Linked DNA regions of Homo sapiens: region 2 is linked to region 1. A link is an interaction called in ENCODE POLR2A ChIA-PET data of the cell type or tissue named here. Cell type or tissue: OCI-LY7. All regions are shown on one strand. Each heading gives the region's core, and the rest is flanking DNA. Links, peaks and the distances in the headings are about the cores only.

The links. ChIA-PET counts read pairs that join two places held together with the same protein. Peaks named below come from ENCODE experiments on the same cell type or tissue, not always from the same donor. Only the 100,000 strongest peaks of a DNase experiment are listed, where the experiment ranks them.
Region 2: POLR2A ChIA-PET joins it to region 1 with 11 read pairs; 2 of 35 experiments call an interaction of 5 or more read pairs at or near these places.

Annotation. Positions count from the first base shown.
Region 1 is chr12:64,454,666-64,459,062 of GRCh38, forward strand. TBK1 (TANK binding kinase 1) reads left to right here. Exons shown (of 21, transcript NM_013254.4): 2 at 1,175-1,292. The coding sequence starts at 1,206. Among named protein-coding and RNA genes, the nearest start is that of TBK1, 4.7 kb to the left of the region's middle. In OCI-LY7, for the core only: no CTCF peak of the experiment used is centred there; no DNase peak of the experiment used is centred there; H3K27ac peaks cover 62 bases.
Region 2 is chr12:65,276,741-65,281,137 of GRCh38, forward strand. MSRB3 (methionine sulfoxide reductase B3) reads left to right here and starts at 1,943. Exons shown (of 7, transcript NM_001031679.3): 1 at 1,943-2,125. RefSeq lists silencers at 2,153-2,282, 2,383-2,692. In OCI-LY7, for the core only: no CTCF peak of the experiment used is centred there; no DNase peak of the experiment used is centred there.

The sequences.
Region 1 (4,397 bases), core at 398-4,397:
TCAGATCTTTTTTTTTTTTTTTTTTTTTTGAGACGGAGTCTCGCTGTGTCACCCAGCCTGGAGTGCAGTGGCGCGATCTCGGCTCACTGCAAGCTCCGCCTCCCGGGTTCCCGCCATTCTCCTGCGTCAGCCTCCCGAGTAGCTGGGTCTACAGGCGCCCGCCACCATGCCCGGCTAATTTTTTTGTATTTTTAGTAGAGACGGGGTTTCACCATGTTATCCAGGATGGTCTCAATCTCCTGACCTCGTGATCCGCCCGCCTCGGCCTCCCAAAGTGCTGGGATTACAGGCGTGAGCCACCGCGCCCGGCCAATTTTTTTTTTTTCTTTTTTTTTTTTTTGCGATGGAGTCTTGCTCTGTCACCCAGGCTGGAATAGGGTGGCACGATTTCAGCTCACTGCAGCCTCTGCTTCCGGGTTGAAGTTATTCTCCTGTTGCAGCCTCCCGAGTAGCTGGGATACAGGCACCTGCCACCATACCTGGCTAATTTTTGTATTTTTTGTGGAGACGGGGTTTTGCCGTGTTAGCCAAGGTGGTCTCAAACTCCTGGCTTCAGGTGATCTGCCTGCCTCGGCCTCCAAAAGTGCTGAGATTACAGGCATGAGCCACTGCTCCCAGCTGAAACTTAGATTTTTTTTGTCATATTATTGTATTTTATTATAGTATGTATAGTGTATACTAACTTACAGGGAAAAAATGTAAACAAAATGAAGGTCATGGGGAAAATGGCATCTTGCTTTAATCTTCAACTTAAAGTTACTCTTAATAATCCATTTATACCATTATGTCAAATTTTAGTCATCCCTGCAGAATTTTAGACGAATGAAAACAGACAAGGTAACACCAAAGAGTTAAGCACAGAAAGTGATATTGATTAAAAAGTTGAAAGTAAAAATCTACATTGGCTAGAACTGAACATTCAGATCCGTCTCTCCAGAGGAAAATCTAACTTGAATCATAATGGTTCATATTTTGACTTGTTCATACCATATCAGTTAGCAACTTATGACTTGAAAATACTTTGAAACTTAAGATATTTATATTGAACTGTTTATACACTTCATGTCAGTAACAGATAATGGGTGATCTTACTTGAGACTAAAAACAGCTAACATTTGTTTCTTAGCTGTGTTACTCCCTTAAAACATAGTTGCAAATTTTTTTTTTCTCTTAGTATAACAAGAGGATTGCCTGATCCAGCCAAGATGCAGAGCACTTCTAATCATCTGTGGCTTTTATCTGATATTTTAGGCCAAGGAGCTACTGCAAATGTCTTTCGTGGAAGACATAAGGTTAGTACAGAGAAAACTTTGAAGACCTTTTATCACTGTATGTATTTTGTTCTAAGATGCATGTTGACACTAAAGTGTGTGACTTGGTGATTTTGATCCCTTTGTCTGAAGAAATTGTTTTAATGATTTTCGTGGTCATTTAAGGCATAGCTGTGTCAGGCAGTGAACATATCTACCCAGTGGTGGCACAGGTTAAGTGTTAGTGAGTGGAGGAAAACAGATTGGTTGAAAATGGACTGGGAAAGATTAGTGTTGTGCCTTTTGATGCTTTCCCCAGCCCAGCTCCCTAATGGTAGAGTGATTTCACTGACAGAAGTTCAGTGTAATGAGTTGAGGTAGCATTTGATGTGGCATTTTGGTTGGTAGGGAGGCAGATGTGTATTGGGAGGGGAACTCACAGGTGTTTCTGATAGGCTCTGGTAAGGGTAAGTGCCCCTACTAAAACAGCATCCTACAAAGTAGATTGGAGTAAAATGAGATTCTCAACAAGGAGCCCAGGTTGAAAAGACCATATTTTGGTATAAGGTAATCAGAACCTGGTAGTGGAAGTGGGAATAAAATAAAAAGATTATTCCCAGAGGCACTTCAAGAACCAAAAAGGGGCCGGGCGCGGTGGCTCACGCCTGTAATCCCAGCACTTTGGGAGGCCGAGGCAGGCGGATCACGAGGTCAGGAGATCGAGACCATCCTGGCTAACACGGTGAAACCCCGTCTCTACTAAAAATACAAAAAAAATTAGCCAGGCGTGGTGGCGGGCGCCTGTAGTCCCAGCTACTCGGGAGGCTGAGGCAGGAGAATGGTGTGAACCCAGGAGGCGGAGGCTGCAGTGAGCCAAGATAGCACCACTGCACTCCAGCCTGGGTGACAGAGCAAGACTCAATTAAAAAAAAAAAAAAAAGGATTTTGTTTAGATTCAATGTGGAGGATGAAATTTAAAATAGTTAAAATAATTTAAAATTAAGAAATTGAAGATAATTAAACTTTCTATTCTGGGAAAAAGCTGGAGAAATGGAGTCTGAGAAAGAAGCTGGAAAAATGGAGTACAAAGTTCATTTATAATACAAATAATAACTAATTTTTCAGTGCTATGAATTTGTTTCGAGCTAAATGATGTTTGGAGCTTCCTAAATCCTTATTTTCAGAAACAGGGCCCTAAACGTTTTAGTAGAGAGGAATTGCTTCCTCTTTTCCTGTATTCTTGAGACTACCAGTCAGTTCTGTCAGTGACGATGAGATAAGCGTACATGGGGGAGGGGCTGTTTCCTCTGGGGAGAGAATATTGACTATAAACACCCTTTATGGCTCATAGAGAATGAATCAGAAGTACCATACAGACAACTTTTAGCTTTCCTCCCCCTGTATCTAGAATTATCCACAAGCTCTGGATTCTTATTCAGATTACTTGCGATCAATCCTGGGTACTCCGTCCTAGAAATTGCTTTTGTTTTATGCCAAGGAGAAAATGACTAGTGCCTCAGAATTTAGCATTGAGAACACGTCTGATCATCTTATCTTCCTGTAGTCCAAATTAACAAACTTTTAATAATCACTTGGTATGTGTCAGGCACTATGGCAGACCTAGTGAATATTACTATAGCTAATGTGCGGTTAGCTATACTGCACATTAACTGGACACAGTTTCGAGTTTAGTAGCAAGATTGATTAGAAAGGAAGTAAAGTGGAAGCTGATGGGATGAGAGATAGTCAATAGTGATAGAGACTGGATGAGACATATTGAAAGGGCCTGGCACTAGAAGATACGTCACATATCCTGCTCCTCTTTCCTTACTTAGATACTCAGTGTTCTTCATGTAAGTGACTACACATAGTATGCACTCTGTAAATGTTTGCTGAATGAAAGAATAAGTGAATGAATGAGGACTGATTAGACTACCCCAAGACAACCTAAAGTTCTCCAAAGGAAACAAATATGTACTTTACCCATTATAGTGTGGAAATCTAAAATGAGAATTTCAGAAGTATAAGAATTAATTAAAAGATTGTGAAGTCGAGCATGGTGGCTCACGCCTGTAATCCCAGCACTTTCGGAGGCCAAGGCAGGTAGGTTGCTTGTGCCCAGGAGTTTTGAGACCAGCCTGGGCAACATGGCAAAACCCTGTCTCTACTAAACACACACACACACACACACACACACACACACACATACACACACGAAAAAGATTGCCAAGGCCCAGTCTAGTATTTAGTCCCCAACAGTTTTCCTAGGGATGTGCTTTGAGAAACCATATTTGTTCTTAATGATGGCAGTTGCAACTGTTTAGGACTATATCCTACAAAAAATCCTGCTTCCCTTTAACTATTTAAAGGATTTTTACCATGATATTAGCCCTTTTATATTATTTCTTAGAATGACCAAATTCTTACATTTATTACTTGTTATTCAAAGTATATTACCTACTTAATCTGTTTTTTATTAAATTGCTTTTAGTTACTAAAGTATGAGTGTGGGTGTGTGTATATGTGTGTGATTACCATGGTGAAGTTTAAGGGAAGAGACTTGAAGGATGTGTTGATCTGCACATATGGATATATACATATATATATATATATATATGGATCTCTATTATTTGTATACACTTTGACTTAGTGAATAATAGATGACTGTGTAGGTGAATAAAGGGAAAATAGTACGTTTCCACCTGGATCCCGATAATCTCACAGGCATGATGTAGTCTACACAAGTTTGGAAAATAATGACCATGAGGTCAGTGGGTATATTGCAAAATTGTATTATTTTCCCTGCTTGCTCCTCTGTTAGGATTCTCCTAGTTTTAGACTGAGTTTGAGGCCTGTCTCAGCTTAAGAAAAATCACTCTGTTGGGTGATGCATAGATTTGGCAGTGTCTTAACCCTTGCTGAACTGAGGGAAAAACAGTGAAACTGAACTGTACTTAAATTCTTCTCTTTTCATATGTGTGAAAATGGTCATTGGCTCTTTGATCTTTCATCTTCCTCTAGAAAGAATATATATCAATTTGTGTATTTTGCATGACCAGGGTGAGGGGAATCACATAGGATTATGAAGCAGTTAAATGGCCTTAAGAAAAGGATCATGCGATTCTGGAGTGAGAGAGGAGGGTGATG
Region 2 (4,397 bases), core at 86-4,085, 820 kb after region 1:
TTCTGCCACTCTTAGCATATTTATTCAAGCCTTTAGAATAGTGGTTGGCATTGCTGACAGTGATGTCAGCTATGTTGATACAATGAACTCTCTATTTTTACTAACATGAATTGGGTTGTAATGATATTGCATTTTTTATAATTCTATATTTTTGTATGTAAGGTTCTTCACTAAAATATTTTAAATATAGGCATAATTATTGCAATCCTTTGAAACATGCTTTACACTTAGGGAGCTTCTAAATTCCTTTCTACAAATGGCTGTGCCCATTTTATTTTTGTTTTTAAACAAACATTTGGACTATGGGCAAAGAACTTTGCAAAGTGTTGTGGGGGAAGTAGAAAAACAGACACTTATGTAACACAAGGCTATAAAAAAAGAGGAAACGGAGGGAATACTGAAGAGCTTCTTCAGTATTTCCAACTACCTAGGTTCTAGGTACCTAATTAAATAGTCATGTTATGTGTCATTTAAATCCTTTATTCATTGCATTACAATTTATTCACCATTACTTTATCTGGGTCATCTACCCTTAGTCCCATTATAATTGCCAATGCATTAAGGGTGACATTTGCCCATTTGCTATATGTAATTCACAGGATGTGGTGTTTTTCAGTACCAGATGTTTTGAGGGGAGCCACTTGCAATGGACTGTTTTTTGGTGTATGTGTTTTAATAGTTTGCCAGAACTGAGTTTGATTTGAAACAACGTTCTTGATTTTCAAATACAGCATTTTCAAACAAATAGTGTGATGTACAAATTACCATCACTTTAGTTCACGTTGAAATAATCCACACTCTAAATCTGTTTGACATTTACCCCTTAAGTATTTTGGATCAATAAATCATTTCTGTATCATCTAGCATCTTAAAATGTTCGTAAGTAACTACTTAATACCCTACATATCCAGGTCCTGTCCCATTAGTTTGAGGGAAAAAATATATTATAGTAATTAAGACATAATTATGTTGTCTTGAAAAGCTAAGGGTCATTTGGACTTGATTACCCAAGGAGTTATCAGTGCCAAGGAAAATTAGGCAACTACAGGCTTGGGCCTGTAATTAAACATCTAGGACTGACATTTTGTTCATCAGAGGTGGCACCTTCTGAATGAATTACACCATTTCATTTTAGACAAGCTACGGTACATACAAAACAAGTGTGTGGAGGGGGTTGGGGGGTGGACATGAATAGAGATTGGAGGTGGAGAGAAAGACCGGTGTAAACTTAAGCATTTTGTTGTGAAAAACTACTGTTCAGCCAGCCTGCCTGGGCTCCATATATGGTGTTCAAATATAAGTTTGGGACGAGCACCTTTGCAATTTTGGCCAAGAACACACACACACTCACCCTCCTCTGCTAGAGAGGGCCCGCTCACCTGGAACGCAGGCGGCTGGTTCTCCGTATTACAGTGAGTGCTCGTTCTGTATGTATAGGATGGCCAAGTAACTAACTGGCAGCCCTGCTCCTGCCTCACTCTCCCACAACTTTTTATCCCCTCACCACCAACGCTCTCAACAACCCCTGACACGTCTTCCCACAGGTCCCTGGCTCGCTGTCCGGTCTCTTCGTGTTGGTTTGTCCGTTTCCCACTCCTTCAGCGGTCTCAGGTGGAACACGCCAGGTGGGCGCTTGGCTGTGTTCTGGGGTCCCGAGTTGGAAAGGGATGCCCCCAGGCAGAAGGCGGCCGGCAGCCCTGGGGCAGAGGAGGACGAGGGGGAGGAGAGGAGCAGGAGGGCAGGGCAGAGAAGGAGGAGGAGGAGGACGGTGCAGAGGAGGAGGAGGAGGAGGAAGAGGACAGGGCAGAGGAGGAGGGAGTTGGCGGCCGCCGAGCCCCGGGCAGCGGGCCCCGTCCGCGGCCGGCGCGCTCCGTGGTCCTCCCTCGCTCGTCTCCTATGCTCATATTTGGACTCGGCTGCCCGTGCCCAGGAATTTCCCGTCATGCCTCCCGCCGCCCCGTCCGTCGCCCGGAGCCGGGGAGGGAGGGAGCGAGGTTCGGACACCGGCGGCGGCTGCCTGGCCTTTCCATGAGCCCGCGGCGGACCCTCCCGCGCCCCCTCTCGCTCTGCCTCTCCCTCTGCCTCTGCCTCTGCCTGGCCGCGGCTCTGGGAAGTGCGCAGTCCGGTAAGTTCGGGCTCCCCTCCCCTCTCCTCCTCGCCTCACCCCTCCCACCCCGACCCTGCCACGTTAGGGTGTGACCCCGAGCCGGGATTCCATTCTGCGCCTGCTGCGCCCCCTCGGCCACCTGCGGGGACAGCCCCTGCCTCAGCCGAGAAGGGGAGCAGAAGGGTTGCGCCCCGCGCCAGCGGTGAGGGGCCGAACGGAAGGAGGTCAGGGCTGGTTTCCCCCCACCCGCCGAAGGGAGGCGTCTGGCAGCCTCACTGACACCTTATCCTGTCCCGGGAGCGAACCTGAACCCGCGGGAGCCTCTCGCCCCGCGCGGGCCCAGGAGAGAGGGATCTGGCGGGGCAGCCCGCGGGAGGCAGGGGAGGGGTCCATCCCGGAGCCCTCTGCTCTGTGCGTCGACCCTGCCGGGGTTGCCGCTCAGATAACGGGCCCGAGGCGTGGGAACCGGCCCGCCAGGCCTGCGCTTTTCGCCGCGCGCCTCGGAGAGGACGGGGGTGCGGGGCGGCGGGCAGGCGGCAGGGAGGGGCGCACCCGGGAGCGCACCCGCCGCCCGCCCTCCCTGCGCTGCTGCCCCGCTGCTGGGCCAGACTCCAGCGGGCCCGCCTGGCATTTCACAGGCCAAAATCGAACAGAACCCCGAGTTTGCCAGGTATCAGTTTTGCTTTGTTTTTAAGCAGAAAAAGGCATCCAAGTCTATTTTTGAAGTTTTACACTGGGCTATTTCGAGTCAAACTATATGAATGAAAAGTGCTGTTCCTGCCTTATTTGGTTTAGGGCTAATAGCTATCGGAAGTGGCAGTTATGAAGTCGTTACAGTAAGACTTTATAAGATAATCTTCTTGAATCATGTGGGAACTGTTGGGGGGAATTTAATATCAGATTATTATTTTAAAAAGCAGTTATTTTAAAGTACAAAGGTAGGGATAAAGGTAAATGTGAAATTGCATGGACTTTTACGTTTGTGATGAGTAGTCGTCAAAGCTTCTTGCTTCTTAATTTTATCGGGAATGGAAGAATATAAATTATAATTCCTTAGAGCTGAGATTTCTTAGGAGATTTTAGTTTGCTTTTGTTTTTTCTACCAATAGACTAAATTGTCAAATAAGATATGGCAAACTAGGACTCATAAATTAGTTGAAACATGACTCTATGAAGCATAGATTATATTCAGTACTCTCTGGTTTATCTCTTCATATTTTCATTTGCAGCGCTGGTGGCAAGATCGATTTTCAAAAACAATTTTGTCTATAAAAAAACTTCAGGGTTCATATAACTTATAAAATTGTCAGTTCAGATTAATGGCAGATATTTACAATATTTAACTTTATTCAATTTGCAATTTGTAAATAGTAACTTGAGCAGTGATATCAGTTTCATGTTTCTTTCTGCATAGTATTGTTTTTCAAAAAAACCCTGTTTTTTATAGATTCATATTTTGGAAGTAACTTTAATAGCACTTCTTGGGAAATACAACAGGTTCTAATTTCACATTTTTCAATGGATTTCTAAAAAATACTGTGCTGGATAGTGAAGAGTGGATTTTATTGCCAGGAAACATATGTATGCTTTCTTTTTCCTCAGTGATGTGTTGACTTACCTAATACTTGTGGTGAAACGGCCTTCGAAGACCAGAATCCACTGTACTGGCCCCTTGCCAGTAATTTTGAACATCAAGTTTATATTTGGACCATTTAAACATATATTCTTTTAATTCCGGTCCCAGCTGATATATCAGTCTAATTTCTGATGACTTTTATTAGGGCCCTATATGAATATCTGGAAATTTTTATATTAAGATAAGTAGCTCTTTGCTACTTATCTAGAATTTTGTCACAGTGCTTAAACTGCTTGTATGGCAAGGTTGCAGCATACAATGTAATTTAGATTTTGAATCAACACACTGCTTTTTGTTTTTAAAAGTGCTTGTTCTAATATTTTAACTAAGATGTTAATCCATTAAGTCAGAAATCCTTGCTATTTTGCTCAACTCAAAAGAATATCCAAAGACTATCCCAACAGTAAGGTTCATCAGTTTTTCTAATACATATGCCATTTAATAATTAAAAATAGATTTTAAGGCCACGTGTGGTGGCTCATGCCTGTAATGCAACACTTTGGGAGGCCAGTGTGGGAGGATTGCTTGAACCCAGGAGTTCGAGACCGGCCTGGTCAACATAGGGATACCCTGTCTCTACAAAAATTAAAAAAAAATTAGCTGGGCATAGTGGCTCACTCCTGTGGTCTCAGCTACTTGGGAAGCCAAAGTGGG